Regions from separate parts of the Homo sapiens genome. Here regions 1 and 2 are each linked to region 3. A link is an interaction called in ENCODE POLR2A ChIA-PET data of the cell type or tissue named here. Cell type or tissue: B cell. All regions are shown on one strand.

Region 1 (4,000 bases), 220 kb after region 3:
GCTGGGACTACAGGCTCATGCCACCATGCCCAGCTAATTTTCGTAATTTTAGTAGAGATGGGGTTTCACCATGTTGGCTAGGCTGGTCTCGAACTCCTGGCCTCAAGCAATCCGCCTGCCTCAGCCTCCAAAAGTGCTGGGATTAGAGGCGTGAGCCACCACACCCAGCCCTCTTCGGGCTCCATTTAGAAATTTCAATAGGACAACAAGGGATTCCAGTAACCCACTTCACTGGGAAAAACAGGAAATCAACTTTTCCTTCTGCCTCATTATATTTCTTTCCTTCTTTTTTTTTTTTTTTGAGATGGAGTGTCGCTTTGTCGCCCAGGCTGGAGCGCAGTGGCCAGATCTCCGCTCACTGCAAGCTCCGCCTCCTGGGTTCATGCCATTCTCCTGCCTCAGCCTCCCTAGTAGCTGGGACTACAGGCGCCTGCCACCGCGCCCGGCTAATTTTTTGTATTTTCAGTAGAGATGGGGTTTCCGTGTTAGCCAGGATGGTCTCGATCTCCTGACCTCGTGATCCACCCGCCTTGGCCACCCAAAGTGCTGGGATTACAGGCATGAGCCACCGCGCCCGGCCTGCCTCATCATATTTCAACTGGAATTCTTCACATCTGCTTATTGTATAAATAAATATTGGAGTGTCTACTATGTGCAAGAGTGTTCTTTGCAAGACTGAGCCCCTAACAATCGATTCCTTCCTCTACTTGCACAATGAGTTCTCTTCTCTTGCTCCCATCATCGTGACAAGATCTTTTTATCTTGCTTTTTCTGAAATGTGAACTACGAAGATTGTAGGATTAAGAAATACCCTTTTTGGCTGGGTATGGTGGCTCATGCCTGTAATCCCAGCACTTTAGGAAGACGAGGCAGGTGGATCACCTGAGGTCAGGAGTTCGACACCAGCCTGACCAACACGGTGAAACCCCATCTTTACTAAAAATAGAAAAAATTAGCCAGGCTTGGTGGCGGGCACCTGTAATCCCAGCTACTTCGGAGGCTGAGGTAGGAGAATCACTTGAACCTGGAGGCCGACGTTGCAGTGAGCCAAGATCGTCCCACTGTACGCCAGCCTGGGCAACAAAGCGAAACTTCATCTCAAAAAAAAAAAAAAAAAAAGAAAAGAAATATCCTTTTGGTGTTACTTCTCTAGCAGACAGCTCCCAATTTTCTTCTCTCTCTCTCTCTTTTTTTTTTTTTTGGGCGGGGGGACTGAGTTTTGCTCTTGTTGCCCAGGCTAGAGTGCAATGGCATGATCTCGGCTCACCGCAACCTCCACCTCCCGGGTTCAAGCAATTCTCCTGCTTCAGCCTTCCGAGGAGCTGGGATTACAGGCGTCCGCTACCATGCCCGGCTAATTTTTTGTATTTTTAGTAGAGACGGGGTTTCTCCATGTTGGTCAGGCTGGTCTTGAGCTCCTGACCTCAGGTGATCTGCCTGCCTCAGCCTCCCAAAGTGCTAGGATTACACACGTGAGCCACTGTGCCTGGCTAGCTCCCAATTTTCCATGAAGCTGATGAGGTAGGAAGATATGAATTTTCCAAAACAGTAGCTCATCAAACAACAACAAAACTCACTTATAGCTCATCTCTAAGCAATTAAATGATATTGACTCCCCTATCATTATTTCATCCAGGCTGATATGGAACAAGTTTGTATTAACTGAGAAACTGATCAGAGGGTGGGCAGAGATGATGTGGGATGTGTTGGCTACTGTGTGAGGCTAACATAAAACTCAATGGTGGAGGAAGTAATCTAAGATAAATTATATTAATGTTCTGCATTAATCAATAATCTTGGCCAGGCGCGGTGGCTCACGCCTGTAATCCCAGAACTCTGGGAGGCCGAGGCAGATGGATCACCTGAGGTCAGGAATTAGAGATCAGCCTGGCGATGTGGTGAAACCCTATCTCTACTAAAAATACAAAAATTAGCCAGGCATAGTGGCAGGCACCTGTAATCCCAGCTACTCGGGAGACTGAGGCAGGAGAATCGCTTGAACCCGAGAGATGGAGGTTGCAGCGAGCCAAGATTGCGCTATTGCATTCCATCCTGGCTGACGAGTGAAACTGTCTCAAGAGAAAAAAAAAATCATGTTTTATTTTGTAGGGATTAGAGTAGATGGACAGGAGTCTGTTAAATAATCAGATATAGCTTATTTAAATGCTTAATAACATATATTCTATTTTTTTCTTTTTTCTTGTTTCCCTATGCTTCTATAGGCACTGAATAGCTCTGTTGCCCAGGCTGGAGTGCAGTGGTGGGATCTTGGCTTACTGCAACCTCTGCCTCCTGGACTGAAGCCATCCTCCCACCTCAGCCTCCCCAGTAGCTGGGGCCACCATGCCCAGCTATTTTTTTTTTTTTTTTTTTGAGACGGAGTCTTGCTCTGTCGCTCAGGCTGGAGTTCAGTGGCACAATCTCGGCTCACTGCAAGCTCCGCCTCCCAGGTTCACTCCATTCTCCTGTCTCAGCCTCTGGAGTAGCTGGGACTACAGGCGTCTGCCACCATGCCCGGCTAATTTTTTTGTATTTTTAGTAGAGACGGGGTTTCACCATGTTAGCCAGGATGGTCTCAATCTCCTGACCTCGTGATTCGCCTGCCTCGGCCTCCCAAAGTGCAGGGATTACAGGTGTGAGCCACCGCACCTGGCCTAATTTTTTAATTTTTTGTAGAGATAGGGTTTTGCCATGTTGGGCAGGCTGGTCTCGAACTCCTGGGCTCGAGGGATCTAACCCACTTCCGCCTCTCCAAGTGCTGGGATTACAAGTGTGAGCCACCCCACACGACCCCACATACTCTTCAACACATACATACAGCACTAATTTCATGACACTATTAATGTGTCGTGCTATAGGTTCAATACTGTGGCTGGAACTTGTAGGGAAATACTTACCACAGAAGAATGTACGATATAGCTGCGAAGTCAAGCTTTAAAAAACGCCTGTAATCCTTGCACTTTGGGAGGCCGAGGTGGGCGGATTGCCGGAGCTCAGGAGTTGGAGACCAGCCTGGGCAACACGGTGAAACCTCGTCTCTACTAAACTAGAAAAAATTAGCCGGGCATGGCAGCGTGCACCTGTAATCCCAGTTACTCTGGAGGCTGAGGCAGGAGAATCGCTTGAACCTGGGAGGCAGAGGTTGCAGTGAGCCGAGATTGTGCCACCGCACTCCAGCCTGGGTGACAGAGTGAGACTCCGTCTCCAAAAACAACAACAACAACACGTGATCTCCAAACCCAAAAGCAATCTTTCAGTTCCTCTGATAGTCCCCAGCACTTTGCTTCGACCTTTGTAGCAATTCCACTTCAGCCTGAAATTTCTTGTATGTACAGCCTGTAGCTCCTAACTTATTGCAAAATATTGTAGATAAGAACTCTGTAAGCTGTAATTGGCAGAATAATAACCAACGGCTAAGTGTGGAAAGTGTCTGCCTTTCAGCAACGTTTACGCTACTGAATTTACCAGGGTGATCCCAACATCACGAATCCTTTAACAACTCAACATGAAGCAGCACGTAGCAGTTACCTGCATGGGTTCTGGAATTAGGCTGCTTAGATTCGAATCTCGGTTCTGCCAGTTATCACCTATCTAACCTTAAGTAAATTACGTAATTGCTCTGTGACTCTTTTCCGAAATGACAAATCACAAATGTTTTTGTCAATTCACGTGTCTTCTGCTTTAGTAAACATAGTAGAAGATAGTAGTCAATCTCTTTTTTTTTTTTTGAGACAAAGTCTTTCTCTGTCACCGAGGCTGGAGTGCAGTGGCGGGATCTCGGATCACTGCAGCCTCCGCCTCCTGTGTTCGAGGGAGTCTCCTGCCTTAGCCTCCCAAGTAGCTCAGACTACAGCCGCCTGCCACCAAGCCCGGCGCTCTCTTGCTGGCGCATGACAACCGTGCGTTCCACCCTACGACTAATTTTTTTTTTTTAGACGGAGTCTAGCTCTGGCTGGAGTCAGTGGCGCGATCTCGGCTCACTGCAACCTCTGCCTCCTGG
Region 2 (4,000 bases), 170 kb before region 3:
AGTGATATTTCCCTTTTGTCTCCAACTGCTTTCAGTTTCTTTCTACTCTACATTGTCACTTTCTCTCCATTTCTAACTTGCAAAGCTACACATTCTCCACCACTAAAAACCCCATGCTTGTCTTGTCTACCATGGCACCTTCCATTCCCAGCACACTGCTTGATTATAGTAGGTGCACAGTAAATGTTTACTGACTGACCGAATGACTATATCCTTTTAACACTTCTCAGGGACTTACCCCTTCTCTTTCAGGCCCAGCTTCTTCCACTTCCACTTTACTTCTCCTTCCATGTCTACCTCTGAATCCCCTTCTTTCTTCACTTTCCTGTGCTTTTCCTGCTTCCTGACATTCTCTTTGTCCTTTTTTGCACAGGGTTGTCCTCATCTAATCCGTCAGTACCAGACAGTGAACATCTCTCCCCCAGGATGCTGAGGGAGGGTCCTGGAGGGAAGGATGTGGAACTACAGCCTCTGCTCTCAAGAAGCTCAGATCTGGGCAGGGAACATCACATACCAGGGCTGTCTGTCGGGGGGGTGGAGGGCTGGGGGAGGGATAGCATTAGGGGAAATACCTAATGTAAATGACAAGTTGATGGGTGCAGCAAACCAACATGGCACATGTATACCTATGTAACAAATCTGCATGTTGTGCACGTGTACCCTAGAACTTAAAGTATAATTAAAAAAAAAAAAAGCTTCAGATCCCTCCTGGAGCCTCCTATGAAACCACGTGGCATAACTGGTGCTGTTGGTCCAGAAACTAGAAGAATATCAGGCCAGCCCCCTTGACTCTCTGTTGGTCCTCACTCATAGCTACAACCCAAGCTTTATTGTTGGTGTTTACCTTTGAAGAGTTACAGCCGACCCAGCCTTCTAAAGACTGCTTGTTTTGCCTTAAGGATTTCCCAGTAACCTCTGCTTCTCCCCTTTTCCCCTCCTATGATTTTCTATTTTCTCATCTCTTCCCTTTCTACTTATGGGGAAATCAAAATTGCAGACTTCTTCTTTTTTTTTTTTTTTTTTGAGGTAGTGTCTTGCTCTGTCGCCCAGGCTGGAGTACAATGATGCGATCTCGGCTCACTGCAACCTCCGCCTCCCAGGTTCAACCAATTCTCTTGCCTCAGCCTCCTGAGTAGCTGGGTTTACAGGTGCGCATCACCAAGCCCAGCTAATTTTTGTATTTTTAGTAGAGGCAGGGTTTCACCATTTTCGCCAGGCTTGTCTCGAACTCCTGACCTCAGGTGATCCACCCGCCTCGACCTCCCAAAGTGCTGGGATTAGAGGCGTGAGCGACTTCTCCCGGCCCAGAGTTGCAGACTTCTAACCCGGACTCTCTCATATGCAGACCCACAAAAATATCTGATGGGACAAACACCTAGCTTGGATGAATTTGGGTAATTTTTTTTTTCCTCCTAGGGTCCATCAATGATTTCAGGGATCTAGGTTTCCTCAGTCTTCTGTGAACATGAAACATTGACAGAGGCTATAAGATGTATCTCCCTGTTACACCACACCCCTGGTGCACACATACAGACACATCTCTGTCTTCACTGCCGGGGATGCCACTCCTGACCCCTGCCCTAACTCGTCAACTTCCTCTGCCCCTGGTTCCCCTGTCCAGGCCGATGGCTCCCCACCAACTGCCATGGAATCTTCCAGCAAGGACATTCCACTCATCCTTCCCCACAGGGTTCTTCCTTCTTTGCTCCTTCTTTCTACCCCCAGTCTCCCTGGGGTGGGATCTGTGGAGCCTCAGGAAGAAAGGGCAGGGCCCCAGGTAAAAGGAGCCCTTTAAGGTGGAAGGCAGGGGTGCCTCCTCAGCCTTTGTGTGTCACCACCAGGGGGCGCCCAAGGCATTTCCAAAGCAGCTGCCCAGCGTTCACCTTACAGTAACACAGGGCGGACAGGGAGATGCAGTTTAACAAGCAGCTATTGAGTGCCTGCTATTCCCCAGGAATGGGGCCTGCTTCATTCGGAGACTGAGAGTGGGTTCCAGCCTCTACAAAGAGACTCCTTAAAAAGAGCCATTTGGGCCCGGGTGCAGTGGCTTACCCCTGTAATCCCAGCAATTTGAGAGGCCAAGGTGGGTGGATCACCTGAGGTCAGGAATTCAAGACCGGCCTGGCCAACATGGCGATACCCCATCTCTGCTAAAAATACAAAAATTAGCCAGTCGTGGTGGTGCATGCCTGTAGTCCCAGCTACTTGGGAGGCTGAGGTAGGAGAATCGCTTGAATCTGGGAGGCGGAGGTTGCAGTGAGCCAAGATCTTGCCACTGCACTCCAGCCTGGGCGACAGAGTGGGACTTCATCTCAAAAAAAAAAAAAAAAAAGACAAAACAACAAAAAAAAAGCCATTTGGGCCGGGCATGGTGGCTCATGCCTGTAATCCCAGTACTTGGGGAGGCCTAGGGCAGGAGGATTGCTTCTTGAGCCCAGGAGTTAGAGACTAGCCTGGACAACTTAAGGAGACCCCCATCTCTACAAAAAAATTTAAAAATTAGCCAGGCTTGGTGGCTCTCAACTGTAGTCCCAGCTACTTGGGAGGCTGAGGCAGGAGGATCCCTTGAGCCTAGGAATTTGAGGCTGTAGTGAGCTGTGTTTGCGACACTGCACTCTGCCCTGGGTGACAAAGCAAAACCCTGTCTCCCTGTCTGAAAACAAAAACAAACAAACACACACATTTGCCTCTTCAAGGAATTGGTTTCCTACCAACCAGCTCCTCTTACCTCCCCGGGTAGCAGCATCTTCTCTCTGCCTCTGCCCCTCCCCTGCACTCCCCTGCTCCCCACCTTTCCCGACCCCATTGACCACAGCTCCATGTGGTGCCCAGTCTGCTTCTCGTAAGTCCCAGCTGCCCACTGCAGACTAGAATTGTCCCCAGGGACAAAGGGAGGCTGAGAATGTCCCTGGCGAGGCACTGCCCTCTCTCCCTCTGCCCGTCTCCCTCCTAGGCCCTCACTTATGTCAAAACCACATCTCAGTCCCATTGCTAGTCTCCTGAGGGTTCCCCAGAGACCCTGAGTGTGGAGGGTGTGGGTTCAGAAGGACCAGGGCTGGGCTCAGGAGCAGCACTTGTCACCTGAAAGCACTGACCTGGCTGGGAGAGACTCGGGAAGTGGGCCATGGGGGCGATAACAATAACAATAATCATATTAATAATAACACTGGGGCCCACAAAATGGCTGTGAAATGCCCGCTAATGATCCCTTATATTTATAGATCTCCTTCTCCTAGACACTTCAGAGCCATTGCCCAATTAACCCCCCTAGATTCCCTAGAAGGGACAATTAACCCCATATTTTATGGCTGGGGAAACCTAGGCTCTGAGAATGTGATGGAGTTGGCTGAGGTCGTCCAGTCCATTAGTGACAGCAGAATTTGTGGAGCAGCCCTCTCTCGTTCCTTTTGTCTACATCCACATGCACTTATGCTGGGCGTGGTGACTCATGCCTGCAGTCCCACCAGCACTTTGGGAGGCTGAGGCGGGCGGATGGCTCGAGCTCAGGAGTTTGAGACCAGCCTGGGCAATATGGTGAGACACTGTCTCTACTAAAAATACAAAAAAAAATTAGCTGGGCATGGTGGTGCATGCCTGTGTTCCCAGTTACTCAGGAGGCTAAGGTGGGAAGATCACTTGAGCCTGGGGGGCAGAAGTTGCAGTGAGCTGAGATCGAACCACTGCACTCCAGCCTGGGAGAGAGAGCAAGATCCTGTCTCAAAGAAAACAAATGGCTGGGCCCAGTGGCTCATACCTGTAATCCCAGCACTTTGGGAGGCCAAGGTGGGCGGATCACCTGAGGTCAGGAGTTTGAGACCAGCCTGGACAACATGATAAAACCCCGCCTCTACTAAAAATGCTACTAAATCTCTACCATAAATAAAGAAAAATGTTTTCTTTTTCTTTTTTTTTTTCTTTTTGAGATGGAGTCTTGCTCTGTCACCCAGGCTGGAGTGCAGTGGCACCATCTTGGCTCACTGCAACCTCTGCCTCCCAGGTT
Region 3 (4,000 bases):
AAGGAGACTCTTTTGATGACCCAGGCGTCCTCCACCCCAACCCCTCCCCACTCCAAGCTGCTGGGTGTGCAAGCCCAGGGATACTGCTACCTCCACCTTGGTGACCCCCCAGCTCCTGAACCCACAGACATTGCGAGACACAGTGCGCGCAGGCCCTGCCACTTGGGAACTCAGACCCTAGCAAAAGCCTCCAAAGAAAACAATGTTCTGTCTTGGCCTCTGACTCCCCTGAAAATCTGGGGGGCTAATGGGAGGGACTTTTAACCCCCTTAGTCATCCTAGGAAGCCAAGCTGAATAGCAGTGACTGATAGTCACCCGACCACAAGCCAATTTTGCGGTTTCAGTTGTTTTCAGAAGGAGCAGCAAAGCAGTGGCAGGAGGCCCTGGGCAGAGGAGTGGGCTGACTCCCGGACCCCAGCCCCTGCCCAGAGCACTCTGCCCTAGCACGACCCAGCCCAAGGCTCAGCAAGACCCAGAACTGCACCCACTTTACAGATTCACACAGACAGGGTTTGCAACAACCAGAAACAGCCTTCTGTATCCCCTCCATGTACCCCTGGCTACTTTACTGGCAAGGCTGGCTGCTTTCTGCATCCACGATGAGCCCTTTTGCTTTGCTTTTCTCTTTTGTTTTCCTTCATTTCCCCTCCTTTCTTCTTTCATATCATTTCACTTCCTTTCTCTTTCCCTCTTTCATTTTTCTTTCCTTCCCTCTTTTCTTCCTTTCCTTTCTCTTCCTTCCTTATTCCCTCCTCTCTCTCTCCTTCTCTCTCTGCCCCTGCCCCATTACATGTGTGCCTGGCAGGAATAATCTAGGAGTCACAACCAAGAGCAGAGGCCCCTGAGTCCCCCAGGTATACTCCCGAACCACATCTGTCACCTCCCTCATGAGCTACAGGGAAAGAGATCAAGATTAGCTCTAAGGGAAGCTTCCTGCTGAGTGGAGTTTGGAGTAATCTCAGAAATATAGAATGCCAAAATGTCAGAGCCGTGATGGAAATTAAACCACCTAGTCCACTGAGGAACAGAAGCACTGAGAAACCGCACAGTGTTCACAGAGTGCGGCTAGAACCAGAGGTGCTCACTCTCAGAACAGGCTCTAAACGGCTTCCTTCGCTACCCTGCAAGCTGAGAATTCCCTCCCCTTCTCACAATTTTCAGTGTAAACCAGACCCCTTGTCCTCATGACCAGACAGAAGAAGAAAGTAAAGAGGAATGGACTTGGCTCAAGGATGTGGATACAGGTCAGTGGCAGCCCAGGCACAGACAGCTACAGCATTTTGGTAACATATGGCATTGCCGTGTCCTCTTCCTCCAGGAAGCCTACTAGAATTAGGAATGAGCCTGTCACCCTCCACACCTGGTGGCCTCAGCCATGGCAGAGAGAGAAAGGATGAACGAGATGTGCCTGAGTACCAGCCACAGCTCACAGCCCTGAGTGACAGAGAGGAAGGAGGAGGAATGAGAGGGGCAGGAAGTGGGGTCCAGACAGGAGTGGGGAGGTGCGTGAAGCTAGGGAAGGGGAGGCACTCCCACGGGGAAAAAAGCTGCCCTGATGAGTCACTGCTGCCCAGGTGCAGCCCTCCTTGGGGCTGCCCAGCTGCGTTTTAAGTTTTATCATGTGATTTCTATGAAGGATAATGGAGTGGTGGGCTGGAGCTGGCTCATGCCAGCTCTCAAGAGCCAATTATGAGTATCTCTTCCCAGTGCTCAGTGCTGAGGTAGCTTACATTGGAGAGCTGGTTGTTAAACATTTGCCAGCACACCACTGGATAATGAGGTCAGCTTCAGAGCCAGGAGTGTACGCGTCTGCATATGGGTGTGGGATTTCCATGCATGTGTTAGTGTGCACTATTCCTCGGTTCCTGTGGCACGTGGGACACACCTGTGTGGCACTGTGATCCTGGCTGTGTGTGTTGGGAGGAGTGTGTCCCTGCACGTGGGTGTCCCTGGAAGCCTGGTAGGTGGGGAAGGGATGAGCATGGAACTGGGTCGGTCCGTGTGCTTTGTGTATCTGGGGTGATGTGACAGGGTGAGTCTGGAGGGTGGTGTGGTGACAATGCAACTGCTTGACCATCCGTGGGAAGGAGACCCACCTGTGCCCACTGTGGGGGACTAGGGCAGCACCTGAGATCAGAGACACACACCTCTGAGCTCAGAGGACGCAGGGAGTCCTGAGACCCTGTGCGAAGTCTCACCTCTGCACTGCTTCTGTCCTCAGGCACAACCATTTGCCAGTCTGGGAAGGAGTGGAGTGTCCAGGTGGGCATAGGGCTCTCTGATCCCTCATGTGAGTTGTGTGTGTGTGCTGGGCACACACAGAGGCCAGCACCAGGGGGCACTGTCCTCTCCCTTCCCCCTCACCCATGCAGGGGTGAACTATTTCTTTCACACCATCTCCTGATCCTCCCCCTCACCTCCCATCCACAGTGTGCTTTTGCTGTCTGTGGGGAGAAGGGAGAGTTCGGCTCCTGCAACACCCACAAGGCCAAGGGCCCCATGAAAGGGGAGGGGCAAGATCATTATTCAGTCAGCCTGGCCACCTTCTCACCTCTGGGCTGGAGGCCTGGCATGGGCATCCCTTCAAAGTGACATGGTCCCCTGCCTCTCGCCTCATTGGCTGCCTCCAGCTGCTCTACCCCAGGGGACTTGGCTCCACTGTTGCATTGACCTTTGAGGCTCCAAATGAGGTTTCATCTCAGTCTCCCCACCAAGAAGTCCTGCAGGCCTCTTGCTCAAGGGAGGAACGGGTAGAAGGACCAGAGCCGTTTCTTCCCACCCCCTCTCTGCCCTGGCCCATAAGGCCAGAAGAAGAAAAGCAGGAAGACAGGACAGGTGAGAGGAGGTGCGGAGAGGTAGCCTTTCCTCCCTGTACTCTTCCACCTCAGATCCCTCAACGCAGGCTGTGGCCTGGGGACATGTGTGTTCTCACGCCTGGACCCACCCTCATCCCTCCTGCCTGGAGCCTTCTGCCACCCACTCCCCACCCGCAGTGGGTCTCTCTGTTCATCTCTCTGCCTCTGTTCCCAAGGCCAGGCCAAGCTCCCAGATCCCTCTAGGGATCTGCTGTGGGGAACATCCAGGGGACAGGATCCCTCAGTTCTTCTTTGGAAATGTGTCCGCAGGAAGTTCTTCCTAAAGTTTAACCGAAGGTTCCTTCTACTGCAGCCAGTGCCCAGCACCTCCCAGGCTGGAAGTTGGGTCTTCTTCCCACTCCAGCCAATGCTCTCCTTCAGGTGAAGCTGGATCAGGTGGAGAAACAACCCAGCTCCAAAAAAGAAAACAAAAGTCTTTGTTCATCCCCTACCCTCCCTGCCCACCCCTGTCCCCAGCCACCACAGAAACCCACAGGGCATTGGAGCCTTCATCCCAAAATGAGTCAGGGCCCTTCAGAGGGTTGAACTGGGGTGCAAGAATTTCCCTTCATGCCAAGCAAGGGTTCTATCTAATAGCAATCTCCACCCAGCCTCCTTGGGCCAAGGAGCAGGTCAGCCTCCCCATTGGGAGGGGTCCAACCACCTGTGGAAGCTCGGCTGGCCTGGATGCGCCTTTCGCCCTGGCCTCCTCTAACACCAAATTTCACTCCCCCTGCTTGACACTAAGGGAGGATCTGCGCAGAGTGCCTAAGTGTGGAGTTGGGTGCAAGAAGTACTCAGGCCTGCTGAACCGGGCTCCGTGCCTGCCTCACAGTCTGCCCTCCACACCCACCTTCCAAGGAAGCAACGGAAATAGAAACTTCCCCCTAGGTCTGAGGCCCCAGGGACCCTCACAGGGTACCAAGAGGCCAGCTCCAAATCTCCTGGCTCGTTCTTTCCACCCTCACACTCAAGGGAACAAGAAGACTTTCCCAGAGAGGAAGGAAGTGCTTAGGTGTCCCAGGGCCAAAGAAGATGCCTAGGAGGGCAGCAGTAGCCCAGCTGACCCCATGGAGAGCCTGCTCCCCCACCCCTGCCCCCTGCGCTGCATATATTTTCTCCCCCTAAAATAGCATCTCTGGAG

The links. ChIA-PET counts read pairs that join two places held together with the same protein. Peaks named below come from ENCODE experiments on the same cell type or tissue, not always from the same donor. Only the 100,000 strongest peaks of a DNase experiment are listed, where the experiment ranks them.
Region 1: POLR2A ChIA-PET joins it to region 3 with 7 read pairs; 2 of 35 experiments call an interaction of 5 or more read pairs at or near these places.
Region 2: POLR2A ChIA-PET joins it to region 3 with 8 read pairs; 5 of 35 experiments call an interaction of 5 or more read pairs at or near these places.

Annotation. Positions count from the first base shown.
Region 1 is chr17:47,493,022-47,497,021 of GRCh38, reverse strand. No RefSeq gene overlaps it. Among named protein-coding and RNA genes, the nearest start is that of NPEPPS, 36 kb to the left of the region's middle. RefSeq lists an enhancer at 3,958-4,000. In B cell, no CTCF peak of the experiment used is centred here; no DNase peak of the experiment used is centred here; H3K4me3 peaks cover 188 bases; H3K27ac peaks cover 448 bases.
Region 2 is chr17:47,887,955-47,891,954 of GRCh38, reverse strand. It overlaps SP2-DT (SP2 divergent transcript), which reads left to right. Exons shown (of 3, transcript NR_135480.1): 3 at 374-726. Among named protein-coding and RNA genes, the nearest start is that of SP2-DT, 5.9 kb to the left of the region's middle. RefSeq lists a silencer at 1,754-1,923. In B cell, CTCF peaks have their summits at 1,630 and 1,831 (motif pointing right); a DNase peak (open chromatin) is centred at 1,844.
Region 3 is chr17:47,715,939-47,719,938 of GRCh38, reverse strand. No RefSeq gene overlaps it. Among named protein-coding and RNA genes, the nearest start is that of TBX21, 15 kb to the left of the region's middle. In B cell, no CTCF peak of the experiment used is centred here; DNase peaks (open chromatin) are centred at 2,408 and 3,628.